Linked DNA regions of Homo sapiens: region 2 is linked to region 1. A link is a contact called in ENCODE Hi-C data. All regions are on one chromosome and are shown on one strand. Each heading gives the region's core, a stretch centred on a gene start or an enhancer-like site at or near the end of the contact. The rest is flanking DNA. Distances are from core to core; before and after follow the strand shown. Region 1 holds the start of TMTC1 (transmembrane O-mannosyltransferase targeting cadherins 1). Region 2 holds the start of LINC00941 (long intergenic non-protein coding RNA 941).

Region 1 (3,088 bases), core at 138-2,637:
TTCTCAGTCACTAATTTCAAGTCACCAAATAAACAAAGTGAAAATGGGTGAAACGTACTTTGAGTTACAATAAGTTTATCTTAATTCATTGACTTTTCAACTGCTCAGATGTCTTAAAATTTTTTAAAAAGTAAGTTGTTATAGTAAAGAGCCACACAAATACTCATAGCAGAGGAACAATTTCTGGATTATGTCGGTGAGCTTTTTAAGGGTTTGGGGAGGATGAGAATAAAAGGGTGACTTTTTATTTTCAGTTTTTCTATCTGGATGTGTCAAATTCCTGATAACTTCTAACACTCAGCAATGGAAATTTAGAAGGTGCCTGAAAGAACAAATAGAATTTTCAGACCTGGAGAAATTCTAGTAATCATCACTCTGGGACATATTATTAAAATTAGTATTTTAAAAAAGAAAACAATCTTTCAGAAAGACAGGAAGTTTAGGAGCCAAAGCCAGAGGCCCTAATACAAATCGCCCCCACCTCCCCATCCCCCCATCCCCACCTTCTTCCCCGCCCTGTTCAAACACGCCCACAGCCCAGGAAATAATGAGACCCAAGTGATCCAGCTAGATAGAAAAAGTAGTTTGCTTGGCATCTCCCAAATTATCTTGAGCAAACAATAAAATAAGAAATGTTTCAGAAGACAATTCGGCTCCCAGGCCCAAACCAAAACTCGAACCTGGTACTTTTTGTAAGTGCGGGCCAAGAAAGGGGCTGTAAAGTTAAAGAGCCGGTGGCGCCTCTGAACACACCCGGGCAGGGCGAGCAGGATGTCCTTGTCCAGGGAGACCCCTTCTCCTGGCTTTGAGGAAGGTGCTCCCTATCCCCGCGGGTTCCTCCGCCAAGCGGGACGCCGCGCCGGGCGGGTGAGAGAAAGCCCGGGCAGGAGAGCACAGAGCCGGCGACTGGACGCGAGCGCGGGGCGGGTGGAGAGCGTCTCTCCGGGCGCCGCTGCTGTTGTCCCGGGTGCTGAAAAGCCGGGAACTTCCCGGGAAGCAGCGGCACTTTTCTCCCTGGAAGGTGGGTGTGGGGGTTCCAGACTGCGCACCTGCTAAACCCTCCTGGGTCCCCCGGGAGGGGTCCGCCAGATGTGCCCCTTCCCAGCCCCATTCGGGGGAGAAGGATGGGGGCGGGGGCGTGGGGGTGAGCACAGCCGGACACCGCAAGTGGGAACCTGGGGTGTCCTTCCCCGCAGCTCCCGGGCAGCCGCGCGCCGCGAACCCCGGTCCACCTGCAAGCAAGGCGGGCCGGGGGCAGAGGGCGCCGGGCTGTGCGGGGGAACCGGCCCGCGTCCCGGGATTGGGGGGCGGTGGAAGAGAGAGCGAGCGGGCATGCGCAGTGGGGCGGAGGAGGTGGCGATGGCCGGGGGAGGCGGGGGGACTGCTGTTTATTTGCAGCTGGGCCAACTCCGCGGCGCAGGCGGCGGCGGAGCGCGGGGAGCTCGCGGCGGGTCCAGCTGCCGCAGCACCATGCCCGAGCCCCCCTCCGGGCAGACGCCGCGCGCCGCCGGGGCCCCGGTAGGGGAGGATGCCAGACGCCCGGGAGAGGCCAGGGCAGCAGCGGCGGCGGCGGCGCGATGGTGGTGACCACCTCTGCCCGAGGCGGCGGCGGGGACCGCACACCCTCCCGGCGGCGGGGCTGCGGGCTAGCGCCGGCCGGGGCCGCGGCGCTGCTGGCCGGGGCAAGCTGCCTGTGCTACGGCCGCTCCCTGCAGGGCGAGTTCGTGCACGACGACGTGTGGGCGATCGTGAACAACCCCGACGTGCGGCCCGGCGCCCCGCTCCGCTGGGGCATCTTCACCAACGACTTCTGGGGCAAGGGCATGGCCGAGAACACCAGCCACAAGTCCTACCGGCCGCTCTGCGTCCTCACCTTCAAGTGAGTCCCTCACCTCGCGCTAGCCGCCGCTGCCTCCTCTACCCTCCGCCCGTCCCTCGGACCGGGAGAAGTTGCGGGACTGACTTGGGGGCATTTCATTTTTGCCGCCCTTTCCCTCCACGCCTCCCTCCTCTCCAGGATGTGCATGGCACTTTGCTCCGGGATCCACTGCCCGGCTAATCTGGGCTCTCGGGGCGGTTCGGGAGGCGCCGGCTGGGGAGTTGGGATCGAGTTTCTCAACTGTCTGCCCTCTCAGCGGGCTTCTCTCTCGAGGCAGGGCTGGGAGCGGGCTGGTGAAACCGCCTCCGCACCCCTTCGCCTGCCGGATCGTGACCAAGTGGGACTAGCGCGGACCCAGAGGGTTCCGGAGGGGTGGCGGTGGTGGCGATGCTTCCAAGTAGAGAATTTCTCGGAGGCTGTTGGGCAGCTTTGCAGATGAGAAGTGTATCAGCCCCTTAAGGGTTTCGTTCAGATGAGACGAGGCGGGAGCCTTGAGCTGACAGGGCTGCGTGGGTTCAGGAGAGGGAGCAGAAAACTCTCCCGAGCCCCCCAGCCCCCGCCTTGCACCCTTGGCTGCTCCCAGAGGCTCTCCAATCTGCCAGACTTCTCTGGATCTAGACTTTAGAAGGTGCAGAGAGAGGTAACGCAGAGCCTAGGCTTCTCCAGGGACCCTGGGGCCCCAGCCGAAATAGTTTTTCTTTTACAACCTCGGAGTCATGATTCAGCGTTTCTGGTGTGAATAAGCGTAAAGGGAACCGAGAATATGCCAGGTTTTTGAGGGGTGGAGTATTTTCTTTAATTTGAAAAGAAGCCTAGCTTCTGAGGAAAGAAGAGAAGTGCTCATTTAAGGGAAATGCTATCTTACACAATCAGGAGCTTGACTCAACCCTTTATAATGTGGCTCAGCATTGAAGTTCATTTTAACGCGCCGGTCAAAACTGTTGAAATAATATTGGTGCGCTATTATCGGCGTTTTAAGCCTTTTTGCAACGGGTGTAATAGGAACCCGTGTTTATGGTAATGATTATTTGAGACTGGGTTGGCAGCTTGAAAAGCCTGCTCTGGATGAGAGGCTGAGGCCTCTTGACAGGTGTCTCTGATGACTCAGAAAAGGAAACCATAGCAATCGGCAACAATTCATGGGCTTTTGACTTACGTCTTCCACTGAAAGTTTAATGTTTTTAAGGAGAGTGAGAAAATTACATATTT
Region 2 (3,171 bases), core at 616-3,115, 1.0 Mb before region 1:
GCTTAGTGGCGGGCGCCTGTAATGCCAGCGACTTGGGAGCCTGAGGCAGGAGAATTGCTTGAAACCGGAAGGCGGAGGTTGCAGTGAGCCGAGATTGCACCTCTGCACTCTAGCCTGGGCAATGAGAGCAAAACTCCATCTCAAAAAAAAAAAAAAAAAAAAGTGCAGTTTACCAAAGGCAAATGTGGCCGGAGCATGTAGGATGAACTAGGGAAGAGGAGGCTCGAAGCCCCGGACTGGCCATGAGGCTGGCAGGAACCTAGAAGAGGGGAAACGCGTGCCCGACTTGGTATCGTCCTGGAGGGTCCAGAGAGAAGAGGATGCAGGCAGCATACGTTTTAAGGGATGAGTCGTCGGAACTGGATGCTAATCAGATATAATCAGCTGACGACATTCCTTCTGTGGAGTAAGCCACTTGGGAAGACAGTCTTGGGTGCGGAGGGGACCCAGCGGGACGAGACCAGGTGCCTGCTGGTCTCCCAGGTTCGCGCAGGAAGGCTGGGAATTTCCTTGCCTCCTCCCCACCGCACCATCCTCCACCCCCGGCCCGGAGCTGTCTCTACCTGGAGAGAAAAAACGGAAAGGCCGAGAAATCAGAGCCAGAGGGCAGAGTGAAAGGGGTGGGGATGGGAGAGGATACAAAGGGGTTAGGACGAAGAAAACGGACTTCCTAGAGTCCCGACTTGAGGGCTTGACTTCAAGAAGAGAAGAGAAGTCTGAAACGGGGGCGAGAGCAAAGGCAGGGGGTTGGGGTGGTCGGGGGGGGGCGGCGATTATAATCGACTTTTATGGCTTGACGGCCAGGGCAGAAATTAAATTTGGGGGCCGGCTAAGGCTAGAGAGTAAGGTGACGGCTCGCCCCGCGGGTTTGGAGCTGTGCGCTGGGGGCCAAGGGAGCAGCGGGAGGAGCGCATGCCTGGGGCGCACGGGCCGGGAGGGGCGGGAGGAGAGCCCAGTCCCCAGCTCAGATTACTCTCCTAGGCATGGTCCCCACCAGAGCCGGGGCTGGAAGCTGGAAATCCGAGTAGAGCTGACTCGGACTTAGCTGCCCAAGGGAAAGCCTCCGGGCGGTCCTCGCTGCGCCCCTAGTCCGGGGCCCCGACCCCTCCCGGACACTGCTTGGGCCATGCGGGCGCCGCGTTGCCGGCCACTCGTCGTCCCGGGGTCCCAACTGGGGCCGCTCCTGCTGTTCTAGAGCTTGCTGGCCCCGGCGCGCCTCTCTTGCAGCTCCTGTACTACTCGAGGGGACCACGTCGTCCCGGAGGCGCGGCCATCGAGAGGATGCTGCGGCCGCGGGGCGGCGGGGGCGGGCGTTTCAGGGCTACTCACCCGAGCTGGGAAGGCAGGAAGTCTGTGCTGGCTGGGGGTTGGTCTCAGAGGGACTCTGGGGCTTGGACACAAAAATCGCGGCGCACTGGGGAGGACACCCGGAGCGGTGGGAACTGCGGTGTGGACCCGGGAGAAAAGGGGGTTGGAGGTGGGGGGAGATCGCGCGGCACGCGTTGCATAACCTGACCTGCCCTCCTGGGCTGGAGGCAGGAGTGACACCTCCGCCTGAGCCGCAGTTCAGAGAAGGCTACCGCGGCGCTGGGTCCTGCGGGACAGCCAGCAGGGCTGGGGTGGAATGGGGGCAGGGGAAGGAGCCCTGAGAGGAGCCAGGATGGGTCTGGACCTGGCTCCAAGTCGCGTGCCCTACACACCCCCTCTGCGCTGCCCAGCGGGGCACGGCCCGACCTCGGAAGGCCCATCCGGCTCTCAGAAGTGGCCGCTCTACCAGCTGCCCATAATGCTGCCGAGGAGCCTGTGCCAGTCCCACGGCTGCCGTGCAGCAAGCGGGCGGCCCGACTGACTTCAGCCACGTCCCCTGCGTCAGACAAGTGGGCGTCCCCTGCGTCGAGACAAGTGGGGGATCCGCGAGGCCTGCAGGGGCGCAGGGACCAGAGTGCTAAGACGTGGCATGACCTTTCAGGGAGAACTGCGCAGAGGGTGGCCAAGGGTCACCTCCCTCGAGGGGCGAAGCCCTGAGATGTGAGGATGATTCTTAAGACAGCGCCCTTCCCGCCCCTTCCAACCCCCCAGACCACCACCCGGGTCTGGGAACAGGGTGAGCGCATGGCGAGAGGTTGTCTGGTTTTGTAGCTATCAAGTTGTACCCCCGCTGTGCCCATAGGAAGTGACTCATCTGCTTGTCAGGTAGTGGCCTTGCTGTGAGCCAGGACCATATTAAGAAAAGAAAGAAAAAAAGGAGCAGCAAAACACTGTGCCCCTGCACAATGTGCTCTCCTTTCTTCTGCCCTCCCTCTCCTAGGCTGTCCTCTTCTTCCTCCACTTGTAGTTTGCTCAGCCCCCTCCCATCCACTGCCACCCCCGCCCAGTTGAATAATGCTCGTATCTGAGTCAGCGGATGTGAAACAAAGGGTTATTTCTCCTTATCTAATTTTGTGGAAGATTGACTAAAAGAGGGTGGAGAGTGTGTCTATTTAGCAGGAAAAAGATGTTTTTAACGTGAATAATATTGAGAAATGTGCTGTGACTTTCACTGTTGGGCAAAGCAGGGAGACGCCTGCCTAGCTGGCCCTTCCTGCAGGCTTGGTAAAAAGTCCTCTCCGGTGGAGGGTTGGTGGCCATTTGTCAGGTACCTAAAGAATACAAGGCGCTATGCTAGGAACTAGAACTGTACAGAAATATCCCGAAGGCTCTAATGTCATGGGACCTAACTCATTTCGGAGGAAGTAAGGCTTGAAGGTAGAGAACTATCTTGCAAGGCCGCCTGTGGCAAGCTCTTTGCACAATCAGTGAATGTACAGAAATCCAGGGTAAACAAAAATTACTTCCAACTGGGATATACTTCATAGAAAAGGCATCTGGGGTGGGGCGCAGTGGATAACGCCTGTAATCCCAGCACTTTGAGGGGCTGAGGTGGGTGGATCACCTAACTTCAGGAGTTCCAGACCAGCCTGGCCAGCCTGGCCAACACGATGAAACCCTGTCTCTGCTAAAAAAAATACAAAAAATTAGCTGGGCGTGGTGGTGGGTACCTGTAATCCCAACTACTTGGGAGGCTGAGGCAGGAGAATCGCTTGAACCCAGGAGGCGGAGGTTGCAGTCAGCCAAGATGGCGCCACTGCACTCCAGCCTGGGCAACGAGAGCAAAACTCTGTCTCCAAAAAA

The links. Hi-C counts contacts between places; a loop is a spot of excess contacts on that map. Pooled maps may share reads with other maps.
Region 2: a map of psoas muscle shows a loop between it and region 1 (6-fold over the local background). The contact joins the promoter of LINC00941 here to the promoter of TMTC1 in region 1. A Hi-C loop is called at or near these places in 6 of 168 maps with a recorded cell type or tissue (IMR-90, MCF 10A, chondrocyte and 3 more), 3 of 37 single-sample maps with no recorded cell type and 15 of 50 pooled maps.

Annotation. Positions count from the first base shown.
Region 1 is chr12:29,782,241-29,785,328 of GRCh38, reverse strand. It overlaps TMTC1 (transmembrane O-mannosyltransferase targeting cadherins 1), which reads left to right and starts at 1,387. Exons shown (of 18, transcript NM_001193451.2): 1 at 1,387-1,879. The coding sequence starts at 1,578.
Region 2 is chr12:30,794,375-30,797,545 of GRCh38, reverse strand. LINC00941 (long intergenic non-protein coding RNA 941) reads right to left here and starts at 1,865. Exons shown (of 5, transcript NR_040245.1): 1 at 1,330-1,865. RefSeq lists enhancers at 1,074-1,575, 1,576-2,075, 2,578-3,077, 3,078-3,171.